2 separate regions of the Homo sapiens genome follow, and region 1 is linked to region 2. The links are chromatin contacts, found by Hi-C in ENCODE. All regions are on one chromosome and are shown on one strand. Each heading gives the region's core, a stretch centred on a gene start or an enhancer-like site at or near the end of the contact. The rest is flanking DNA. Distances are from core to core; before and after follow the strand shown.

Region 1 (5,021 bases), core at 1,154-3,653, 320 kb after region 2:
CCTTTGTTGTGCTTAGAAAATCCAAGCAGGTAGAAGATACTTCTGAATATGTAAAAAGTGTGCCAATTCAGTAGCCCCCTCCCCAGACTGGGGTTAGAGGGCTCCCTTTTGCTCTCACAGTGAGTCTCCTTGTGAAAAAGAATCAATAGTTTTATCATCTTGTCTTAGCACTTCTCCTTCTGAACAGAAATTTGTTGTTCAACCTTTGGGTTTATGCTGGAGAAACAGAATGCATTGATAAACCATCCTTTTGTGTGTATCATTGAGAGCCAAGATGGAAGCAGTGTTAGACAGCTAGTTAAGTTTTTTTCTGTAGTGTCTTTTCTGAGTTAAAAAGCAAATGCAATAAATGCCCACAGAATGTTCTTGACTTTTCTTTTTCTTTCTGGTGTATTTTTTTAAGCTTTAATTTATTGCTCTTGCACTGTGTGCCAAGAACGGAATTGCCTAGATCACATCTTACAATATCTCTATGAGATAGGAACTCTTTCTTTCTTACTTTTTAAAATAGAGATAGGGGTCTCGCTATATTGCCCAGGCTTGTCTCAAACTCCTGTGCTCAAGTGATCCCCCTGCCTTAACTTCCCAAAGTGTTGAGATTACAGGCGTGAGCCACTGTGCCTGACTGGCCGAGAGCTCTCTTATTCCCACTTTATACATGAGCATAGTGAGTTTTAGCAAGCTAAGAAACGTGGCCTGGTTGGTGGTTTGTGGAGCCAGGATTAAAATCCAGGTAATCTGACTTATATCTTCCACAGTTATAACTATACTACCTCTCATTATATCTTTTTCTCTTCTCATCTTTATCATTTAAATACTTTTATAAAAGGCATTTGAGATGGTTAAGCATAAATATGTTTCTCAAAGCAATAGATACCAGGAAAACAGTTCCTGGTGGCCTTGCTTAGAAGCCATGTTCTAATCAATCAAGATTCTTAAGGAAGAGTAGCATCATCAATTGTTCATGTATATTAGTAGATGAGTCTGGAAAGTGGAACCAAGGTTCTGGACTTCTTTGTTTCTTTAAGCCTTCTAATTATATTTTGATGATTATGGTCAAGTATATGGATTCTAGTTTGTCTTTAGTGAGAGATTCAAAAGGAGCATTGTGTTTAATTCTAGAAACTCGAGATACTAATATTATCACGATGAGTTCACTCCTATTATTTTCATGTTATGTTTTTTTGGATTAGTAAAATTAGCTTAGTTTTGGCCAGGCGCAGTGGCTCACACCTGTTATCCCAGCACTTTGGGAAGCCGAGGCAGGTGGATCACCTGAGGTCAGGAGTTCGAGACGAGCCTGGCCAACATAGCAAAACCTCGTCTCTACTAAAAATACAAAAATTAGCCAGGTGTGGTGGCACGCACCTGTAGTCCCAGCTACTCGGGAGGCTGAGGCAGGAGAATCACTTGAACCTGGGAGGCGGAAGTTGCAGTGAGCCGGGATCATGCCACTGCACTCCAGCCGGGGCAACAGAGCGAGACTCTGTCTCTAAATACATAAATAAAGCATATGATCTATATGGACAGTCATATCTTTTTCTTTTTAAAAGTCCATGCTGATGCTAGACGTAAGAGATGATTTGCACAGAGTAAGTGCTAAGGTTGATAACAAATTCCTTCTGTAGGGTGTTTATCCAAGAGGGGAAAATAGGAATTCTAGAGGGGAAGATATGAAACTTTTGGGTATAGATCCCTCAGCAGAGCAGAAACACAGAGGGCTTAGGCACCTCATAAGAAGAGCTAATAATACTGCCACTGATCATGGTGATAATAAGAAAGAGAGCAAACATTTATTTACTGTTTGCTAAATATAGTGCTGGCACTTTAAATGTATTATATGAATAGATTAAATGGGTTAATAAATGTAGAATACATAGAATAATGCCTGGTGCATGGTAAAAAGTTATATAAACAGCTGCTATTTTTATTGTACTTTTATATTTTTATATAATATATTTTTATTTTTTAATTTTTATTGTTATCCTTTTGGGTGGTGATTGTAATTATTCTTCACAGCAACCGTATAAGTTAAGTACTATTATTATCCATTTTACATATGGGTAAACTGGATGCCAGAGGTTAAGCCAGGAAATAGTAGAACAGGATTCAAACTCTCTAGTTTTATGTAGTTGAGTCTTTTTTTTCAGTCAGTCTCACTCTGTCACCCAGGATCGCCCAGGCTGGAGGGCAGTGGTGAGATCTTCACTCACTGCAGCCTCTGCCTCCTGGGTTCAAGCAGTTCTCCTGCCTCAGCCTCCCAAGTAGGTGGGGTTACAGGTGCCCACCACCACGCCTGGATAATTTTTGTATTTTTTTAGTAGAGACAAGATTTCGCCATGTTGGTCAGGCTGGTCTCAAACTCCTGACCTCAAGTGATCTCACAAAGTGCTGGTATTACAGGTGTGAGCCCGGCCTTGAGTCTTTGTTTGGTTAGGACTGCCTAGGGATATAGATAGCTATTCTACTTAGTGTTGCTGGAAAGTTGCCCTTAAGGAAGTGACATTTAGGCTGATACTGAAAGATAAAAAGCTAGGTATGCAAAAGTTGAGAAAGGGAAAGAGGAACTTTAGGCAAAGTACAGCAAGTGCAAAGGCCTGAGGGGAAATGGGTTTGACATGGTTCTGTAAACAAAAATGTCACCTTCTGAGTGAGTTCTTCCCTGAATACTGTATTTAAAACTGGCCAGGTGTGGTAGCTGATGACTAATTCCAACACTTTGGGAAGCCGAAGTAGGCAGATCGTTTGAGTCTGAAAGTTCAAGACCAGCCTGGGCCCCATTGTGAGACCTCATTCTTTACAAAAAATAAATTCGCTGGGCATGGTGGCATGTGCCTGTAGTCCCAGGTACTTGGGAGGCTGAGGTGGGAGGATCACTTGAGCCAGGGAGATTGATCCCTGTTTTATTTTCTCCATAACACTTATTATTGTCCCACATAGTATATAATTTATTTTGGTTGTCTCTCCCACAATGGGATATAAGCTTCCTGAGGACAGGGATGTTTGTCTGATTTGTTCATTGTTATTGCCAGGTCCTCCCTTAGCCCATGGGACTTTTTCCAGTAAATTAGAAAAGAATGCCAGGCACGGTGGCTCACACCTGTAACCCCAGCACTTTGGGAGGCCAAGGCAGGCAGTTCACCTGAGGTCGGGAGTTTGAGACCAGCCTGACCAACATGGAGAAACCACCATCTCCACTAAAAATACAAAATTAGCCGGGCATGGTGGCACATGCCTGCATACCTGTAATCCCAGCTACTCAGGAAGCTGAGGCAGGAGAATTGCTTGAAACCGGGAGGCGGAAGTTGTGGTGAGCCAAGATGGTGCCATTGCACTCCAGCCTGGACAACAAGAGCAAAACTCCGTCTTGAGAAAAAAAAGAAAAGAAAAGAAAGTCTCCTTTCCAAAAGGTTGTGGCTCCACGCGGGACACGTAGTTCGGCTAGAAAAGCATGGACCTAGATTTTGGCCTCCTCTTGCCTCCTCAGCCAATTATACAAGACATAATTGAGCAACCATTACATGGCAGTCCTAGGATGCATTCATAGTACCTAGAACAGTGCCAACGTGTAGCAGACATGAATAAATATTTGTAGAATGATGGAATAGTTTAGAGTGAAGAAGAGTGATTATGAGATGAGAAAGTAAGCAGAAACCAGGTCAAGTAAGACTTCTAAGGAGTTTGATCTTTTTTTTTTTTTTCCTAAATAGCAGTCAACTGACAAGTCCCATGGAATACTTTCCATTAAATCATAATCTGTATTTTCAAAAAGCAGTGCAAGTAATTCTGCAGTAGAGTTAGTGGCCCAACTTTCTTTTTTTTTTTTTTTTTTTTTTTTTTGAGACGGAGTCTTGCTCTGTCGCCCAGGCTGGAGTGCAGTGGCGCAATCTTGGCTCACTGCAAGCTCCGCCTGCCGGGTTCATACCATTCTCCTGCCTCAGCCTCCCGAGTAGCTGGGACTACAGACACCCGCCACCATGTCTGGCTAATTTAATTTTTTTTTTTTTGTATTTTTAGTAGAGATGGGGTTTCACCTTGTTGAGGATGGTCTTGATCTCCTGACCTCGTGATCCGCCCACCTCGGCCTCCCAAAATGCTGGGATTACAGGCGTCAGCCGCTGTGCCTGGCTAGCAGGCCAACTTTCAATACTTTTGGACCTTCAGGGATCCATCTCCTGCCTATTTCACCCTTGTCTATTTGGCATTTTACTTTGCCTGCATATGTGGGTTTACCATGTTCTTTCAAACTCTGTGCAAGGGAGTTTGGGATGAACTATATGTAAAATATTCATTTTTTTCCTTGCAACCCCAAATCCAAACACAGTTGGATGGAGTTTTTAATCAGGGTTATTGCAGAAAACCCAGGACCTCAGGTCCTTGTGATTGAGTGGTGAATGAAGGGGAAAATGAGGCCACTTGAACATTATTCTGTTTAGGAACTTGCTGTATGAATTAGTAGAGACCATCACATTTTTCATCAATTCCTGCTCTCACCACACCCCGCTCTTGCCCCTGCTAAAAAACTACCAGCCTTCTCTCATGTTATGATTTAGGGGCCCCTGTTCACTGAGGGGCTAACAGCTGGAATTGTGGCACTGCATTAGCCTTTTTTGAGCTTTTATTTCTCTTTCATGCTGGATTTTTTTTTTTTTTTTTTTTTTTTTGGCACCCACACCCCATTTGAGAATTTACTTTCTCTCTGAGAAGTTTTTGTCAGTAGTTTTTTGTTTTATTGCCTTTTCTGTGATAGGTTAAGGATACAGCTTGGTAAAGAAGGAACCTGCAGGGGTTTATTGATGGAGTTCCTGTCCCACCATGCCCTAGGCCTAGTACATACATGCTTCTGATGAATCACTGCTGTTAGTATTTAGTATCTCCTGATCCTCATAGTCCATATTATGCAAAGCATAGAATCTGCCCAAGGGACTTAATAGCTGAATCACTCACTTGATCTGTTGTCTTTCACTCTTTCTTCCCTTTGTTGGTGGCTACAGGCAAGTATATGAGAGATATAAAACTGT
Region 2 (5,179 bases), core at 1,502-4,001:
CCATGTATCTAATAAGGGATTAATTAATAGCCAGGATATATATGCAATTCAAACAACTCAATAGCAAAAAATAGTAAAAATAATAATCTGATTTAAAAATGGGCAAATGATCTTCACAGCCATTATCAAAATCAGTTTATCAAAAACATGTGTGTACGTCCATGTTTATTACAGCTCTATTCATAATAGCAAAGATATGCAATTAACCTAAGTGTCCATTAACAGATAAAGGACAAAAAAATGTGGTACATATACACACAAGGAAATACTATTCACCCATAAAAAAGAATGAAATTCACACCTGTAAGCCCAGCTCTCAGAGAGGCGAGGTGGGAGGATAGTTTGAGCCCAGGAGTTTGAGACCTGACTGGGCAGTATAGCGAGACCCCGGTTCTCCACAAAAAGGAAAAAAAAAAAAGACACACACACAAAAAAAGAATGAAATTCTGTCATTTGCAGCAACACAGATGGAACTGGAGGCCTTTATAATAACTGAAATAAGGTAGGCAGGGAAAGACAAATATCACATGTTCTCGCTCATGTGAAAACTTAAAAAGTTGATCTCATATAGAATGATGGTTACCAGAGGCTGGGAATGGTTGGGTGTGGGGAGGATGAAGAGAGCTTGGTTAATGGGTACAAACATACAGTTAGAAGCAATAAATTCTAGTGTTGATAGCACAGCAGAGTGACTATAGTTAACAATAATTTATTGTATATTTCAAAATAGCCAGAAGAGTAGATTTGAAATGTTCCCAACACAAAGAAATGGTAAATGTTTGAGGTAATGAGTAGCTTAACCACCCTGACTTGATAATTACACATAGATATGCATGTATCAAAATATCACATATATCCCATAAATAGGTATATTATGTATCAATTTTAAAAATGAACCGCCTACTAGGTATTTAACAAGTTAACTGGCTTTCTCTGCCCAATGAGATTTTGTTTTGACTACTGCATTTGTGAAGTTTCAACTGGGGTCTTGTTAAGGCTGGACACAGTGGTTCATGCCTGTGATCCCAGCACTTTGGGCAGCCAAGGTGAGAGGATCACCTGGGGCCAAGAGTTCAAGACCAGCCTGGTCAACATAGTGAGACTCCATCCCTACAAAAAACTAAAAATATTAGCCAGCTATGGTGCATTGCGCCTGTAGTCCCAGCTACTTGGGAGGCTGAGGCGGGAGGATGACTAGAGCCAAAGAATTTGAGGCTGCAGCAAGCTACGATTGCACCACTACACTCTAGCCTCAGAATCAGAGCAAGAGTCCGTCTCTTTAAAAAAAAAAAAAAGGGGGGGGGGGAGGAATCTTGTCATTTTTTAATTTGAGGATTAGCTTCTCCTTTATAAGAGAGCCAAATCAGAAGAGTCACTAGATTACAATAGCTGCTGGGAAGCCAGGATATGGGAGCCTAGACTTAGAAATTTCAGGTTATGTCAGAGACCTCCATTTTCCTGTCATTTACTGCAAAGAATCCTATTATCCTGCCGTTTACCTACCCTCTAAACCCTCAATCCTCTTTCATTTGCTCTGGTCCTTGCTGACTCATCCCCTCCCTCCCTTTTTCCTCCCACTTCAGCTGCATGCTTGGTTCTGGCTTATTCATCTTCTAGTCAATTAACGAACATATACCACGCTGTTGTCATGTGGTCAGCTATGGAGTCATTCTCATACTGTCACTCTTCCTAATACGGATCTGTTTCGGCCACAGACTCTTTCATATCTCTGCCCCAAACCTCTCATCCACCAAATCTTGTTCCTGTGTGCTAGAATACAAGCAAAACTGAGAGCTATGCTGGAAAAAAGATTTATGGATTGGAAAATTTTTAAATTGATAATGTATGTATCTTCCTAAGTAAAAGACCCTAAGGAAATACTGAAACCTAAAATCATTCCCATAAAAAGAAAAGAAATTAAAACTTGCCTATGGTGACCATAATACAATTAACATAACATTGATGATTGAAGAAAATAAGAAAAATAGTTATAAGATTTTACAATTTGGTTTCTATAAGAAATGAAAAAATGATAGCTAACAGGAAAATAAAATGCTTATTCTCAGTTTCAAGGTTCTCATGGTCCCCTTTACTTTCTTCCCTGATTATCTTGGAGATATCAATTCTTAAGCATTAAGTCTTGAAAATCTTGGTGGTAAAACTGTAATCAAGAAACAAAGCTTGAAAAGTGTGACCACTCACTAGAAAACAAAGTGGAATGGAAGAGAAAGAGTTAGAGATCACACAAGGAAAAGCAGAGACAATGTGGAAGACCTCCAACCAGAACCACATTCACAATTACCCAGTGCTGTCATTTTTGTTCTATCTCTACATAATTAGAGAATTGGTATGAATTTCTAGATCAGGTCATCAATGTGAAACTGGGGTCCAAAAGGCCAAGGTAATGATTAAGAGTTGGGTACTGAAGAAAATGGTCATAGTCCCAGGACAACAAAAAGTTCCTATTTTAGGAATTTAATGTCTCAAGCTCTGGATATCACAGCAATAGGTATTCTTTAAATTCATAATCAATCATTTTTCCCAAATAATTTCATACATTTATAAGCAATGATTAATTCACTGAACAAACCTAAGTCACAATGGGCTTTTTGTTTAAGTATTCATTGTCAGGAAATCCAAATATTTTATAATTCACTGGACAGTAATGAACAATGACAGACAAAACACTAGTGAGTAAAAACACTAATTATGTTACTGTGGTCTTTGTGTGGCTTTGGCACAAAAGGTTGTTTATTTACAATGCTGCAACATCACCTTGGTAATCAAAAGAGTGGCATATGCGCACTGGCTGCTCAAACATTAACTACCAATGAGTCATACTTGCAGCTGAGAACTTACTCTGAAAAAATAGGGGGAGGAATGCTGTGCCTCTAAGTTAAAAACAAGCTCTGGTGTTCATGCTCACATTTACAAGGACACATGGTGAAATCTTGTCTATTTTCTTGTCAATTGATCTTCTTTCAAAATAAATTTCCTTTTTTTAACCATCACAAGGAATATTTTTATTAATAACATTGGTAAAAATCTAAAAAGGCAAGCTTATTAAATCTTTCTAACTTCTTTCTGCCACTGAACTACTTGCTGACTGCTATGTGACAGAATGACATCACACCAGGCCTTAAGATACGCTTGAGATACAAGGGTAAAGAAGACACAAGGCTTGTTTTCAAGGAGCTTATAATCTTATGGCAGGGAGTGGGGAGAGTGGGACCAATATGCAATTACAATAAAAAAATAGTCAATGCCTAATCATCAATAGGATAATATAATCAGGATTTTAAAAATATCCCAATGTTCTTCCTCATCTGGACTCTGGAAAAAATAAAATAAAAAATATGGCCAGGCACGGCGGCTCACATCTGTAATCCCAGCACTTAGAGAGGGCGAGGCAGGCAGATCACGAGGTCAGGAGATCAAGACCATCCTGGCCAACATGGTGAAACCCCGTCTCTACTAAAAAAATACAAAAAATTGGCCAGGCGTGGTGGCTCACGCCTGTAATCCCAGCACTTTGGGAGGCCGAGGCAGGCGGATCACGAGGTCAGGAGATCGAGACCATCCTGGCTAACATGGTGAAACCCCGTCTCTATTAAAATTACAAAAAAAAACTAGCTGGGCATGGTGGCGGGCGCCTGTAGGCCCAGCTACTCGGGAGGCTGAGGAGGAGAATGGCGTGAACCCGGGAAGCGGAAGTTGCAGTGAGCCGAGATAGTGCCACTGCACTCCAGCCTGGTGACATAGCAAGACTCCATCTAAATTTTAAAAATAATAAATATATAAATAAATGGCAAACTTGGGCCTAATATGAAGAACTTCAAATACACTGGACTTTCCCACATTAAATTAGCCTGAAGAGTGGTGAACTCTATGATTAGAACTAAGTAGTCAAGCCGATTTAGATGACTGTAAGAAAATCCTAAAAGTAATTCTTACACTAGCGGGTAGGGGTAGCAAGGGGATTTGAAACAGAAAACTAAAGCACTTCCTATCTTGGAAAAGTCTGCAGCTACCTTGTTAGTTGCAGGCAAGGGTATTAAGATGATGCCCACCGCAGCTATTTTAGAAGTAGTGGGTGATCTCAAGAAGCAGAAAAGAGGCCAGTAGTCACCACTGAACTGCATATAGGACCTAGAAGGCTTTGTGACCTTTACATGTTTGTTAGAAAAGGTACTGGGAGACAGACCAACGATGGCCAGCCTACCTGACTATGAGTCAACAGTTGGCCTAACCAGTACAACAGAGCCCTCCTATTCCCACTCATGACAATGATGGATATACCAGTCTCAGAGATTCCAGTTTTTCCTTGCTGCTTAAGTGAAAAGCAATTTGTATAGTCACCTTTCCTCTAATGCCCTCCCTGTTTACTCCTCGCTTTCAGTGCACAGAGAATGCTGAAACTTCAAGAGCTTGCAATTTTCTGTATTTGGGAAGAGTACCAACCCAGCAGCACAGATGTTATTCCTACCTAACAAATACATTAGATTTTTTTTGGCTCTATATTGAAAAGGGAAGATTGGTCTGATTTGGTGGATCTATTTGAAAGGGCTTACAGAGGAAATCCTGAAAACTGGCCTGTCCACTTCCCCACTTAAACTTCTAAGCTGGACTGGATTAAGCATGTTGTTACCTGACCCTTGGATTTATGAGACATATACAAACATGCTTATCATAAATGGGCTGTGACAGTCTTTTCCCTAAAACTTATGAAACCTAGAATAACTTAACAACATTATAAAACCAGGAATGTAAGAGGAACAACAATTAAAATGTAGTCCTGGGGCATGTGGGAAGATAAGCCTCAAGTTATGTATACACCCTGTGAACTCAGTTGCCAGTCTTAAATCTTATGCCAAAAACACTCCAATCAATTAACAAATATATACTGAGAGGCTACTGTGAGCAAGAATTCATATTAAGTTCAATGAAAGACAAGTCCATTGTGGGCTCCCTGGGTTATAACTATAGCTGATTATTGCTATAGTCAGGGTATAATAAAACTTGAATAACACACAATGACTCATATAATTCTAAATATTTTAGGATGCAGAACTCAAATTCCTTCAGTAGTACCTTCATAGGGTTACTTGAAATAGAACAAACAGTATGATGGCTCATGCCTGTAATCCCAGCATTTTGGGAGGCTGAAGGCAGGAGGATC

The links. A loop is a pair of places that touch in the nucleus more often than their neighbours do. Pooled maps may share reads with other maps.
Region 1: a map with no recorded cell type shows a loop between it and region 2 (6-fold over the local background). The contact joins two enhancer-like sites. A Hi-C loop is called at or near these places in 3 of 37 single-sample maps with no recorded cell type and 4 of 50 pooled maps.

Annotation. Positions count from the first base shown.
Region 1 is chr15:64,569,533-64,574,553 of GRCh38, forward strand. All of the region lies in intron 2 of ZNF609 (zinc finger protein 609), which reads left to right. All of the region lies in intron 4 of LOC101930091 (a long non-coding RNA gene), which reads right to left. Among named protein-coding and RNA genes, the nearest start is that of ZNF609, 110 kb to the left of the region's middle. RefSeq lists enhancers at 2,634-2,703, 2,734-2,833. Within about 2 kb of position 2,404, at least 6 of the 41 ENCODE cell types and tissues checked have a DNase peak (open chromatin) inside an H3K27ac peak, as active enhancers do.
Region 2 is chr15:64,245,345-64,250,523 of GRCh38, forward strand. The region is part of intron 4 of CSNK1G1 (casein kinase 1 gamma 1); the gene reads right to left. Among named protein-coding and RNA genes, the nearest start is that of PPIB, 85 kb to the left of the region's middle. RefSeq lists enhancers at 635-1,135, 1,136-1,636, 1,757-1,816, 2,706-3,000. Within about 2 kb of position 2,752, at least 13 of the 41 ENCODE cell types and tissues checked have a DNase peak (open chromatin) inside an H3K27ac peak, as active enhancers do.